2 separate regions of the Homo sapiens genome follow, and region 2 is linked to region 1. The links are chromatin contacts, found by Hi-C in ENCODE. All regions are on one chromosome and are shown on one strand. The core of a region is the stretch at or near the end of the contact, and the rest is flanking DNA. Distances in the headings are between cores, read along the strand shown.

Region 1 (7,219 bases), core at 31-2,530:
GGAGGGAGGGGCTGAGAAGGGCCGCCGCGGTGGGGACGGCTCTCACCCGCAGGAATGCCCCCGTCGGGATCGCCCGTGCCCTCTTCCAGGAAAGGCAGTCTGCCAAGGAACCACTTCGAAGGTGCTGAGGCCAAAAAGCCTCGGTGCTCACAGAGACGGCGTCAGTTGTCCCTTGTCACTTGGGCTCCTCAGGCAGCCACTCCAGAGGCGAGAGGGGCATCCAGGTCTCCAACAGAGCCAGCACGTCGCCCGGAAGGAGCTGTAGGGAGAGACGGAACAGCGCAGCCCTCAAGCACTGGTGGCCTTGTGCGGGTGTCCGCGCTCGTGGGCTCCACTCTCAGGGGGCCCCTAGCGAGGGGAGACCCAGTCCTCTGCGTGGCCTTTCCCTGCCTTCGCTTCTTGGAGCCCTGGGCATACTATGGTGGCCAGGTGGCCAGGCTGCCGGCGGGGAGCAGCAGGGTGCCTGGTCCTCACCTTGGCGGGCGGTGGGGCTGTGCGCGGGGGCACGGACGAAGGGGGCGCGGGGAAGGGGACACTAACCGGGGACGGTGGGCTTGGCTCCATCGCCTGCCCTTCAGGGCACGCCGCCTCGGCGAACAGCGCAGGCGGGTCGCGCGGCTCGGGTGCAGCTCGGGCTCCGGGGCAGGCAGGCGGGGATCCCCAGGACGCCCCGGCGCGGACGGCGGATACCAGGCCCAGCCCGCGCCCCTGCCCCTGCCCCTCAGCCTGCGTCCGTGTCTGCATCTGCGCGGGGCAGTCGTCGGGGCACAGCGGGCAGCCCCGAGGGGACCCCGCGTCACCGCGCTGCCGGCACCGGCGCTGGAGACTCTCCTCGCTGAGGCCTAGCACGGCCGACAGGTGGCCGATATAGCGGATAGCCAGGCGCAGCGTCTCGATCTTGGTCAGGCTCTGGCCCGCGGGCGCCACGGACGGCGGTAGAAAGCGGCGCAGCTCGTGCAGGGCGCGGGCCAGCGTGCGCATGCGCAGTTTCTCCCGCTCACTGGCGCTCTGCCTCTGCCCGCTGCCCAGGCGGCTGCTGCGCGCGCCGCGCCTACCTACGGAGGGGGCGCGGGGGTCCCGGAGGGTGCCTGGCCGCGCGGGGCTCGCCACGGGGCTGTCGGCTGGGGTGCTGCCCCATGAGTCTGGGGACGAGACGAGGGAGCGGCCGCAGTCCTTGTCGGAGGGCGGCGGCCGCCGAGTTGGGCCCCAGGCCGCAGAGAGCATCCAGGACTCGGAGAGCGGCGGGCACAGGGGCTGGGCCATGGCAGCGGCGGCGCGTCTGGGGGCCGGCGGCCGGCGGCCGCTTTATGCCGAGCCCGAGGTGTGAAGTGGCCCCTTCCAGGCCGCATCAGCACATCAAAGTGGGCTCGGGGCTTGGAGGGGGCGGAGCCTGACCCTTTGAATCCACGGCGGGGGGCCAAGGTGCCAGCCCCTTGACTGCGCCTGTTTCGCCCCACCTGGGCCCTCGCTTGGGCGCCCGACCCAGCCTCTCGGCCTTCCCGCCTGCGCCCAGTGTTGGGTGAAGCCCGGGGCGTTGGGCCAGCCCTGCAGGTTAAAGGAAGCGGGGTCAGAAAAACGAAATCTAGATCCTAGGTTTGGGGCCTGCCTTCACCTGTTGGGGACCTTATGCAAATTCTTAGTTCTTTTGCACCTTAGCTTCCAATTTGTATAATGAGAGCCTCAGGGCATGCGCCAATTGGACAGTGGAGTAGAGTAAGGACCAGGAGCAGGGACCCTCATTCCCTCTAAAGGTGGAGAAAACAGTAAACCACTTCTCCTTTGAGGCAGGATGGCCCTGGGTAGACCCTTCCCTGGTAAGAACATGTGGACAGTGCAAGGAAGCTTGCACCCCGGCAAATTCAATAAGCTGCCGAGTCTGGTCAGGATGCTGGACCTTCTGAGCAGAGGGAGGGGGTTAAGCCTGCTCCAACCCCAGGCCACCTCTAGCCTGGCAAGGTCTGGAGCTTGGCCTGTTGCCACAGCTGTCACCACTGGCCTTTACCTGATGTTCTGCCGCTATTGGACAGGTATAACAGGTTTTCCCAATGAAATGTGAGTGGAAATGACGCAGCAAAGGCATTTGACAAAATCCAACACCCTTCGTGATGAAAATTCTCAGCAAACTAAGAATAGAGAGGAATTTCATCAACCTGATGAAAGGCTCCTACAAAGAACCTACAGGTAGCCTCATACTGAGTAGTGAAAGACTGAAATCTTCCCCCCACCCCCCGATTGCAGGAACAAAGCGAGGGTGTCTCTCTTACCACTCCTATTCAACATTGTACCAGATGGAGGATCTAGGCTATGCAATTAGGAAACAAAAGACATACAGGTCAGAAAGGAAGAAATAAAACTCTTTTCGCAGGTTATGGCAGCTCTGGGCCCTGCTGCGCATGAGCCTGACCAATTTAAAGCGGAATCCTGGCTCCAGGAAACCCATGAGACGACCAAAAGGTCGGAGAAGAGGTAGAAAATGCGGCAGAGGCCATAAAAGAGAAAGGCAGAGAGGAAACTGGCTCTGCTGGGCTTTGGGGATGGCCAGACTCTATTTTACATCGGAATCCCAAAATACAGATTTAATGAAGGACTTAGCTTCAGACACCAGTATCAACCTTTAAGTATCAATAGACTGTAATATGTTACTGATTTGGGTCGTGTTGATCCTACTCAACCTATTGACTTAACCCAGCTTGTCAATGGAAGAGGTGTGACCATTCAGCCACTTAAAGAGGATTATGGTGTTCAGCTGGTCGAAAAGGCCGCAGACACCTTTCAGGTGAAAGTTAATATTGGGCCGGGCGCGGTGGCTCACACCTGTAATCCCAGCACTTTGGCAGGCCAAGGGGGGTGGATCATGAGGTCAGGAGATTGAGACCACCCTGGCCACCGTGGTGAAACCCCGTCTTATTAAAAATGCAAAAATTAGCCAGGCATGGTGGCACGTGCCTGTAGTCCCAGCTACTTGGGAGGCTGAGGTAGGAGAATCACTTGAACCCGGGAGGTGGAGGTTGCAGTGAGCTGAGATCATGCCACTGCACTCCAGTCTGATGACAGAGTGAGACCCCCTGTCCAAAAAAAAAAAAAAAAAAAAAAAAGTTAATATTGAAGTACAGTTGGCTTCAGAACTAGCTATTGCTGCAATTGAAAAAAATGGTGGTGGTGTCACTACAGCCTTACAGGATCCAAGAAGTCTGGAAATTCTATCCAAACCTGTTCCATTCTTTTTGGAGACAACCCATTCCAAAAAGAATGCTTCCTTCTGAAGCACTGGTACCATATTCCACCAATGCAAAGAATCGTGGGAACCTGGCAGATCCTGCCAAATTTCCTGAAGCACAACTTGAGCTTGCCAGGAAGGACAGTTCTAATTTACTGGATATCACGAAAGAAGAACTCTTCAAATGTTCAGTACTCAGAAGGATCCAAGGCAGATTTTCTTTGAGTTTGCTCCAGGATGGGTGCTGAATATAGTAGATAAGAAAATCCTAACATCTACAGATGAAAATCTCCTCAAGTACTAGAGCTCATGAATTCCCATCCAAGAAAGCAGAGTTGTTAAAGAATATTAGAAAAGGGCCAGGCACAATGGCTAACACCTGTAATCTCAGCACTTTGGGAGGCCGAAGAGGGTGGATCGTGAGATCAGGAGTTTGAGACCAGCCTGGCCAACATGGCGAAACCCCGTCTCTACTAAAAATACAAAAATTAGCCAGGCATGGTGGCAGACGCCGGCAATCCCAGCTACTCGGGAGGCTGAGGCAGGATAATCGCTTGAACCCGGGAGGCGGAAGTTATGGTAAGCCAAGATCGCTCCATTGCACTGCAGCCTGGATGAAATTTCACCTGGCCCCTCAGGAGTTTGAGTTTGCACCCTGGTCTTAATAGGTACTTCGTGCATGGCTATCTGCTCTCCAGCCAGACTGTGAAGTACCTGGTGTCTGGGTGTCTGGCATCATATCTTTACCTGTTTTCAAGCGGAATGGTTTCTTTCAGTGCCAGATGTCTGATTTTTTTTTTTTTTTTTTTTTTTGAGACAGGGTCTGGCTCTGTCGCTCAGGCTGGAGTGCTGTGGCGCAATCTTGGGTCACTGCAACCTCCGCCTCCTGGCCACATTGAAAGACAAAGAATTTTCTTGAATCACATATAAAATACAGTAATGAGGCTGGGCACCATGGGATCAAGCCAGTAATCCTAGCACTTTGGGAGGGCGAGGCAGGGGGATCACTTGAGGTCAGGAGTTCGAAACCAGCCTGGCCAACATGATGAAACCCTGTCTCTACTAAAAATACAAACAATTAACCTGGTGTGGTGGCGCATGCCTGTAGTCCCAGCTCTCGGGAGGCTGAGGCAGGAGAATCGCTTGAACCTGGGAAGTAAAGGTTGCAGGGAGCTGAGATTGTGCCATTGCACTCCAGCCTGGTGACAGAGCAAGATTCTGTCTAAAAAAAGAAAAAAAAAATACACTAATGATAGCTACTGCACTAACAAAATTGCAAAAAAAAAAAAAAAAACTCATAATGTTTTAAGGAGTTTACGGAATGTTTAAGAAGTTTATTTGTGTTGGGCCACATTCAAAGCCATCCTGGGCCGTGGGTTGGACAAGCTTGGTGTACACCAAACCACTCATCGTCCCCTCCCTCCTCCACCCCCTTTCCTCCCTACCCCTCCACTCACCCCTCGCCCATCTTCTCTGCTTAACTGGCCTGGTTCTCAGCAATACCAGCTTTCTTCATGGTATGAAATTGCAGGGATTCCCACTTCACCTTCTCCTTCCAAGCCGTCACCAGATGACATCCCTTCTTTCTGTATTTTCTTCAGGTCCACCTCTTTCTTTGCTTTTCTTTCCATTACCCGAATCCAGTCTTTCTCCCAACTTCCTTCACCCAGTCTAATCTTCTGTAGGAAACATTTCTTCCATCTTCCCTTCAATCTACATTCTTTCCTCTGGCCTCCAAGATCTCTGGAATGTGGATCCTCTCAGCCCTCAGGCTGTCTCTGCTCTGGGACACAGACCCCTTGGCACATGAGACTTGTCTTCCTCTGTTTTCTACACACACACACACACACACACACACACGCACACACCAAGTCCCACCTCTCTGCCGTTGTCCATGCCACTGCCCCACCCTGTAGTGCCCTCATTCCTACTTAGCAAGCTTTCTAAACATCAAAACCTAGCTCAACATTTTTATTTTTATTTGTTTGTTTATTTATTTTGAGATGGAGTCTCGCTTTGTCACCCAGGCTGGAATGCAGTGGCACCATCTCGACTCACTGCATCCTCCACCTCCTGGGTTCAAGCGATTCTCCTGCCTCAGCCTTTCAAGTAGCTGGGACTACAGGTGTGTGCCAGCACGCCCAGCTAATTTTTGTGTTTTTAGTAAAGACGGAGTTTCTCCATGTGGAACTCCTGACTTCAAGAGAGCCTCCCAAAGTGCTGGGATTACAGGCATGAACCACTGTGCCCAGTCCCAGCCCAATTTTTACCTTTGATGAAGCTTTCTCTGAACTTTAGTATGGTAGTTTTCCAAACTATTTGTCTTCTTGTTCATGCTCTTATGTTTTAAATCCTAATTGTTTCTAGTAGATTGTAAACTCCTTTGGAATAATGTCAGTATGTAATACTTTGTTACTTATCCAAGCAGTACAGGACACTCAGAGTTGATTAGCTGATGTGGAATAGATATGTGTCCCAATTTGTGTTTGATTGTTTTCTTTCTTTTTTTGAGAGAGAGTCTTGCCCTATTGCCCAGGCTAGAGCACAGTGGCATGATCTGGGATCACTGCAGCTTCTGCCTCTCAGGCTCAAACGATCCTCCCACCTCAGCCTCCTGAATAGCTGGGACCACAGGCGCATGCCACCATGCCTGACTAATCTTGGTATTTTTTTGTAGATATGGGGTTTCATCATGTTGGCCAGGCTGGCCTTGAACTCCTGACCTCAAGTGATCTGCCCGCCTCAGCTTCCCAAAGTGCTGGGATTCCAGTTTTGCTGGTCTGATGTTTTGCATTCCCCCATAGCTTCCAGCCCAGTGAGCCTGATGGGTGAGCTGGTTTGTAGCGATGATGGCCCCATGGCATGGTACCTTCTCCCTGGGCATGTCTCCCACCCCTCCTTCCTGGGATCTCTTCTGTCTCCTGCTGTTCTTGGCCTCCTCTGACACCTTCTGTTCCTCCTCCTCTGCAGTCTGTCCCAGCAGCCCCAGAATGCCTATGCCCAGGATCACATCCAGGAGAAGCAGTGCCAGCCAACCCCTAGAGTGGGGAGAAGGGGAGAAGCCCCCTCCCTGTGCATATGCCCTAGGATCCATCTACACCCAAGGACAGCCTGGCCCAAGAGGCACTTCCTCAGCCTGCAGCTGTCAGCAGAGCCCACTCCTGGACTGCAGCAGATGGATGCCTTCCTGGGCTCCAGAGCCAACTCAGGAAACTGGCATGGGGGCCCAGTGACTGGGCCTCTTTGATGCCACTAGGCCCCAAGGGAACATGCGGTTGGGAATTGGTAAAGTGTTCTGTGTGCCGGGGTGGGAGTGGGTGCAGAGAAAAGGCCAGAAGGCGGCCGGGCATGGTGGCTCACGCCTGTAATCCCAGCACTTTGGGAGACCGAGGCAGGTGGATCACCTGAGGTCAGGAGTTCGAGAGCAGCCTGGCCAAAATGGTGAAACCCCATCTCCACTAAAAATACAAAAAAATTAGCTGGGCATGGTGGCAGGCACCTGTAATCCCAGTTACTTGAGAGGCTGAGGCAGGAGAATCACTTGAACCCAGGAGGTGGAGGTTGTGGTGAGCTGAGATCTCACCATTGCACTCCAGCCTGAGCAACAAGAGCAAGACTCCGTCTCAAAAAAAAAAAAAGAAAGAAAGAAAGAAAGAAAAAGAAAAAAAGAAGAGAGAAAAGAAAAGAAAGAAAAGAAAAGGCCAGAAAGCAGAAAGGCTGGACCTCAGGAGGCTCCAGGTGCCCTGTGGTCCAGGGACTGCTAAGCCTCTCAATGCCAAGAAAGCCCTGATTCTCGCATGATTGTGACTTCATTTCGTAGCTTTACTTGAGTAAACTCAGAATGACCACAAACTCGTGTTTTATCTTCGTATCTTTATTTGCAAGTAGAGCATTTGCTTTACACATAGTTACAAAGTCAACACGTGCAGAAGGTAGAGCAAACCTGTTTACCATCCTGCTCTGGGGCTCCCAATTGCCTGTGCCAGAAGAAACCGCCATTAC
Region 2 (7,657 bases), core at 3,942-6,441, 1.3 Mb after region 1:
CTAAAGACAATTGGGGAAAAGCAGATACAAGAAAAACTCTCTGTCCTTTCCCTATTTTCCTAAAACCAGGGCATACATATACATGAAAGTCTCCCCTCCACTCTCAACCAAGAACGCTAAAAGTAAATCACCAGATAGAAATGACTTTAGACCCTTATCAGCCTGGAGACAGCAGCAGAACATCTACATAACATGCTTAACTAGCATTTATCTACCATTAGTTTCCTGTATATTTGGCTTCCTACAATTTCCTAAATTGTAGGAGACTCAAAGTCCTTTTCTTTTGTCTTGTCACTTCTCTAAAAATTTATTATTCTTTGTTGAAGATGTTGTATAAGATGGAGTTTGAAGCTATCTCTGTGAGAATTACTTATTTTCTGGGTATCCTCCAGGCATATGTAAGATATACATGTTAATAAACTTGTTTGGTTTTCTCTTGTTAATCTGTATTTTGTTTCAGAAGCCCCAGCCAAACATTTTAGAAGGGTAGAAGGGAACTTATTTTTCCTCCCCTATACACCTATGGTTAGCATCATACTTATTAGTAAGAGTGCTTTCCCTCTGAAGTTATGACTAAGACATGCTGTTCATTATTACCACGTTTACAGTTAACATCATACATAACAGTATGAAGATGCCCCATTCCCCAAATTTGAGAGTTAGACAATGATGCCCGGTGTCATCACTTTTATGAAAGGGCCTAGCTAGAGCAATAAGGCATGAAAAAGTTTATGTAGAAGATGTAACCATTGGAAAAGAAAAAGTGAAATTGTCTTTAATCACATATATTCTGTACCTTAAAAATATCAAAGAATATATAAGCTTTTTTGTTTTGTTCTGTTTTTGTTTTTTGAGATGGAGTCTTCCTCTGTTGCCAGGCTGGAGTGTCATGGTGCGATCTCAGCTCACTGCAACCTCCACCTCCCGGGTTCAAGTGATTCTCCTGCCTCAGCCTCCTGAGTAGCTGGGACTACAGGCATGTGCTGCCACACTCAGCTAATTTTTGTATTTTTAGTAGAGACGGGGTTTCACCATGTTGGCCAGGATGGTCTCAATCTCTTGACCTTGTGATCTGCCCACCTCGGCCTCCCCAAAGTGCTGGGATTACAGGTATGAGCCACCGCGCCTGGCCTATACAAGCTGTAAAAATTAATAAGTGAATTTAGCAATTAAAAGGATATAAAATATAAGAACAATATATCGAAATAAGTTTTATTTTGATACTGATATAAGGTCAATCTAAAATTAATTGTATTTTTGTATACTAGCAATAAGATTAAAAATGAAGTTATAGTACTATTTACAATAGAATGAAAACATCAAAGATTTAAGCATGATACAACAAAACATAGGCAAGATCTATTCATTGAAATCTAGAAAGTATTTCTGAGTGACATTAAAGAAGACAAAATAAGTAGAGAGATATAAAATGTAAAATTATTGGGGGACAGTATTGCTAAGGTGTTCATTCTCACCAAATTGATCTATAGATATAAGGCAATGCCAATCAAAATCCCACCAGGGATTGTGTGCATAATTTGACAAGTTGATTCTAAAATTCTTGTGGAAAAGTTAAGGACCCGAAAGAACCAAGACAACTTGGAAGAAGAAAAAAGGTGGGCAAACATGATCAGATTTCTAGACTTATAATAAAGGTAACTAAGACAGTGTAGTGTTGGTGTAAGTATAGGTACACAGACCAGTGAAACAGAATGAAGAGTCTAGAAATAGATGCACATATAGATGGTCACTTGACTTATAACAAAGATGCTATTGCAAGCTAATTCATAAAGAATGATCTTTTCCACAGTGGTTTTGGAGCAACTGCTATCTTGAAATAAAAGTAAAATTTCAGCCTACCTTATCCCATGCACAAATAGAAAATAAACTAAAATGTAAAGGGTAAAACAAAGGCTTGTAGAAGGAAAGAAACACCAGACAATAGATGCCCAACCCTGAGACAAAGAAAGATTTGTTAAACAAAACACACAAAAGCATTTGTCTTTTAATCACAAAAGAAAAAATTAATGTTGTGTGTCATTAAAATTAAGACAATAAAAATATAAGCCCCAAACACGGAGAAGATATTAAAATTACTATATCCAACCAAGGATTTATACCTAAAACAGAGAGAGTGCCTACAGATCAATAAGAAAAAGACAGAAAACCCAATAAATTGGTCAAAAGACTTGAAACTTTACAAAAGAATATCCAAATGGCCAATAAGCATAAGAAATTGCTCAACATTAGTAATAATCAAGAAACACACATTAAAACTATATCAAAGTTTTAACTTCAATGTAATTTACACTACACACAAGAATGGCTAAAATTAAAAGCACTGATAATGCCAAGTTATGGCAAAGAAATAGAACATCTGGAATTCTCAAATATTGCAGATGGGACTAGGACTGTAAATTGGCACAACCACTTTGGAAAACTGTTTGGTAGTACTGTATCTACTAAGGCAAAGTACTGTATCTATTTACTAAGGCAAAAACAGGCATTTACCTTGTGACCCAGCAACTCTATTCCTAGTTTCATATTCAAAAGAAAAGAGCACATATGTCTATCAAATGTTCATAACAGGCTGTGTGCCATGGCTCACACCTGTAATCCTAGCACTTTGGAAGGCTGATGTGGGTGGATATCTGAGGTCAGGAGTTTGACACCAGCCTGGCCAACATTTCAAAACCCCGTCTCTACTAAAAATACAAAAATTTTCCGGACTTGGTGGCATGTGCCTGTAATCCCAGCTACTTGGGAGGCTGAGGCAGGAGAATTGTTTGAATCTGGGAGGTGGAGGTTGCAGTGAGCTGAGATCATGCCACTGCACTCCAGCCTGGGCGACAGAGCGAGACTTCTTCTCAAAACAAAACAAAACAAAAAACCAAAAAAGAACAAAAAACAAGTTCATAGCAGCTTTATTCATCACAGCTAAAATCTGGAAGCAACTCAAATGTACACTCATAGAAGAAGGGATAAATTGTGTTATATTCAGGCAATAGAATACCATACAGCAATAAGAAAAAAATGACCTACTGATATATGTAATGATATGGAAGAATCTCACAGACATTATTTTGAGTAAAAGAAGCCACACCCAAAAGAGTACATACTATATATATACTGTATGACTCCATTCATGAGTAGTTCAAGAGCAGGTGATACTAATTGCTGCTGAAAAGGGTCAGAGTGGTGGTTACACCTAGGTGGAGGGTGACTGGTATTGCCTGGGAAAGAGCATAAAGAGACCCCTTGATGCCAGGACTGTTTGCCACCTTAATCTGGATGGTGGCTGTAGCAATAGATATTAAGCAGATACGATATTCTGGGTCCCTGTCCATATGAGGCAGACAACAGAGGCGTGCGTTCCTACAGCTTACATTCTCTTATGGAAGCCGGACAACAACTTTAGTAAGGCGTTGGGTGCTGTAGTAGAGGAACTAATGGTAGCTCTGGGCACATGGAGCAGGGAGAATTCAGGTATTTCAGGAATGAGGGAAGACTTCTTTGAGGAAGAGATGGCTCAGCTGAGAATAAGGCTTTAGGCAGAGGTAAGAGGAATGGGAGGAGGAGAACATTCCAAGCAGAGGGAACAGTATGTGCAAAGACCTAGAGGTGAAAGAGTGAGGCACGTCCAAGGAATTAGAAGTTCCATATGGCCAGAGTACAGGGGAAAAGATGAGGGTGGAGGGGTGAGGCTGTGGGGGGTTAGCAAGGGTTTGCTTTCCAGCACTAAATGTGATGTGTTAGGCTGGCGCTGTAGCGCGAGCCTGCATCCCAGCTTGGGAGGCTGAGGCAGGCGGATCACTTGAGCTCAGGAGTTCCAGACCAGCCTGGAGAACAGAGTGAGACTTCTACTCTACAAAACGTTTAACAATTGGCCAGGAGTGGTGGCGCATGCCTGTAGTCCCAGCTACTTGAGAGGCTGAGGCAGGAGGATTGCTTGAGCTGCGGAGGTTGAGGCTGTGATCCAGCCACTGCACCACAGCTTGGGCAACAGAGCCAGACCCTGTCTCAAAAAAAAAAAAAAAAAAATGTTTCGGATTTTTCAAGGACACTGGGAAGCCATCACATGGTTTTAGGTAGGAAAGAGTCAAGATCAGATTTACATGTTGAGAAATGACTCCAGGAGCCTGAGAAGTTGAAGTCCTTGCGGGTGGTCCAGGTGCGAGTCGGCGGAGGCCCCAGCCAGGGAAGAGGCAGGGAGCTGGAGCGCAGGTCATTGACGGCAGCGAGAGTGGGGAGTCCAGCTGAAGACCTCATGATGGAGGATGTGCTCCATGGAGAAGAGGGGGAAGGCTCTTCCAGAACTGGCCTTCATTTTAGCCCTGTTAGGAAAGGAACGTAGCTTCGGATCCTAGAGGGGCCAGGCACCTGCAGTGTTGTGCTGTTTGAGTCCGCATCCGAATTTCCAGTGTCCTTTCCTTGCTCCTTACTTGCTCCTAGAAGGAGCCCTATGCTCCTAAAGAGTCTTTCGGTGCTGAGCCTTGGCAGTTTAGTTTGCTGAACTCTCGTCAGTGGAGTTAGTGGGTGGTGGTTTGGAAGGAGGGAGACAGAGGTGGAGGGCTTGTTTGAATGCACCAAGCCTTGCAGGCTTTCCTCCTCCCCGCGCTGGCCGGGTAGGTTCTCTTCAGTTCCTGATGAGGCAAACGAGAACAAAGCAGTCGAACAGCACCATGATCGACGATACTTTGGGGGCGGCGTGATCAGAGGATTCCCCTTCCCGGGAACTTGCGTCTAGTCCTCTGACGCATCCTAGTTCGGAGTGGGTGGAAGGGCATGTGGAGTCCACAGCGCCCCCTCGCCCTAGGCGGGGTGGAGACAGCGAGACGACGCCCATGATCAGCTGGTTACAAAACTCGAGGAATAAGAAGTTTAATATTTATTGGTCTGCAAATCCGGAGACCTTGCGGCCTCACTGGTCCTCCTTCCCTCTGAGCTATCTCCACACCCAGCCTTCGATCAGAAGGAGATTTAGAAGCAGAGCTGCCCGCAGCGAATACTTTTAATGCCCGGGCCGGGAAGAAAGCGGGTTAGGATCTGATCCCGCTGAGTAGAGGACCCAGGAGCCTCCCGCCCCGCGTGCTCTGTAGCGCGGGGGCGCGCTGCGCGCTGCGCCTGGGCGGCTGGCGGGGGCGGCGTGGGCGCGGTGATGCAGGTGTGACACCCGCCGGCGCCTGCCTCCGCCCGGATCGCCCAGCTCCGCGTTAGCCGGAGCTGCACGCGGGGCTGCCGGGGCGGACGCTGCTCTGCCTGCATCCGGAGGCGGCCGCCAGCGGATTTGCCACCCAGGTAGGGGACTGCGTTGCTCGCTGCGGTGCAACCGACCCAGCCGGGGCGCGGACCCCGCGTGCGCCAGGGCTCCCAGACTCGCCTGCCTGGGCTGAAATATACACGCTCGCACAGCTGAGTGCTGTTCATAGTAAATGGCACAAAAGATCGGAGAGTCTTGAAAAACCGGCGCAGAAAAGCAAGGACTTGCCCGCTGCCTGGAGCTGTGCGCTTCTTTGAAAGCGGCCTCCCCAAGGGCTGTTTTAAAACCCTGTTTGAACTATTAGCGCCATAAGTAGTTTTGCAACTTATAAATGTCAGGCTGCTGGCATTTATAGCTCCGTTTCCATAAGCTTCCTAGCCGCTGCTTTTAGTTTCAGTTACATTCTAGTAGATAGATTTTGTTATTGTTGTTGGCTTGTTCTTAAAGAACAGAATTCAAACGTGCTTACACCTGGTGGCTCTTGGGGTTTGTGAGTGTGTATTTCTGTATGTGCAGGGCGCCCTCCGTGGGCGTGGGAGCCGTTTCTTAGGGACACAGAAGGATTTGTTTATGGACGGGTTTTAGCGCAAGGGAAAGAAAATGACTTGTTTTGCAGGGATGGGCTAGCAAATGCGTTTAGCCAGGGAGGAGCAAGGCACCGCTGTGTCTTCGGCAGACGGGTGGTAGAAATCTCTGCTGTCCAGGGTTCAGCAGGGCTGATGAAATACACTCCTTTATCCGGAAATTACAGATGCAAATTACTCCGTTTAAGGGTAACTTAACGTTGGTGTCTTGGGCTCTGATAAGAGCAGCCCCAGTGGGGTGGGGTGGGACGCTGGGGGAATGCTTGCTGGCTTTCTAGCCCTTGGGGAGGTGAATGTGGGTGGCTTTGGGGCTCAGAGAGTGGCAGGTGAGGGGTAAGGAGGGTGCATGAGGGAGGACTGGGCACTGTAGTCGGCTCAGCGGTGGTTCTGGTCTATGCTGGTCTCCTCTGTGTTTCTGCTTCCTGCCCTTTCCAGAAGAGGTGACTTGTTCTGCTTGTTCCAGTTGGTGCAGTAGGTACAGGCTCGTTCTGCATCTTTCTTGAGTCAGCAAATACTTACTGAGCACTTAGTATTTGTCAGAGATGGGATTAGTCCTTGGGGATGCAGAGATGATGATAACAATGTCCTGGCTCCCTGAGGTTCACACCTGGTAGGGGGAGAAGCACTCGTAATCAGGAGGTGGATAAGTTCATGATGGTGTTGGAAAAGAGCAGTGAGAGCAGAGAGGAGGAGGAAATTGATAGTGGCAGTGATTAGTATAAAAATGAAGCCCTCATGGATTAGGCATGGCGTGGATTTCAGCAGGGACTGGGTCGCTCTCTTGGTTCTTCGGTCCGGGAGTGACCCACATGACTCTCCCACACCATTGCCATCACTGCCACTGGGTGGGCAGAGCTTTACAAGTCTCGGCTGGGCTGGTATTTGCAGTATGTGACTAGACCCCAGTAGACACAGGCTGACACCCAGAGAGGAGCACACACAATACAAGTCAGACTTTAATTTTTTCCTTTTTTAATGAATGCTTTTCCTGAATTCCAGGACTATGAAGGTTTTGAAGCAACACTTCACAAAGGCAGGGACTCTGGAAAATTCTGAGGGAGTTTCAGAGCAGATGAACTTCTGTCTGCTTCTCCCTGGGTCCCCGACCTATCTGTTCTTGTCCCAGCCCAGTTCAAAAGGAAAACTCTCCCTTGATTTTCCCTAAATGGGTGGAATAAGGGAAAACTAAAGCTGTTACTACCAGTCTTTTCTGGGAGATGAAAATCCAATCTCAAGGATGTTTCTTCCTGGACCAAAGCTGTGATGGGTGACGAAAAATGATAGAATGAAAAGCTCTTGTGTTATGTATTTGCCAGAGATGTGTGTTACATGCGCCTACATCATCATTAAGGTATTTGAAAAGCAGCGTGCACTACAAGAAGCATGAGCGTGGATGCTCAAACAGACCTAGGTGAGTGTCTTGGGCAAGTTACTCAGCCCCTCTTTGAGCATTAGTTTCCTGATCTGTAAAATGGAGACAGTAATAGGATTCTTATAATAATTAAAGAAAAGATACTTTAAAATATTTACTCATTGTTACCCGATCATCATATATAACTTGCCTGGCACAAAGTAGGTGCTCAAGAAATGGCAGTTCATTCATTAAGTTCCTACTATGTGTCAGCCATTGCTCTATGTGTGGAGAATACAGACAAAAACAACCAAAAAAGCCCTCTCTCAAGGAGCTTAAATTAATGAGAGAGTGTGTGTATGTGTGTGTGTGTAAGATGATGGACAAATAAATAAGTATAGAGTGTATCAGCTAATGAGACACTGTAATGGAGAAAAATAAAGCTGGCTGAGAGGACTGGGG

What was found. Hi-C counts contacts between places; a loop is a spot of excess contacts on that map.
Region 2: a loop to region 1 is called in a map of posterior vena cava, with 28 times the contacts of the local background. The contact joins the promoter of SV2B here to the promoter of MESP1 in region 1. A Hi-C loop is called at or near these places in 2 of 168 maps with a recorded cell type or tissue (lower leg skin and posterior vena cava).

The regions. Positions count from the first base shown.
Region 1 is chr15:89,749,969-89,757,187 of GRCh38, forward strand. It overlaps MESP1 (mesoderm posterior bHLH transcription factor 1), which reads right to left and starts at 1,281. Exons shown (of 2, transcript NM_018670.4): 1 at 541-1,281; 2 at 1-259. The coding sequence starts at 1,263. The coding sequence ends at 176. It also overlaps the pseudogene MRPL15P1. RefSeq lists silencers at 552-841, 902-1,331.
Region 2 is chr15:91,095,066-91,102,722 of GRCh38, forward strand. SV2B (synaptic vesicle glycoprotein 2B) reads left to right here and starts at 5,192. Exons shown (of 13, transcript NM_001323032.3): 1 at 5,192-5,298. RefSeq lists an enhancer at 4,428-4,969 and a silencer at 5,019-5,418.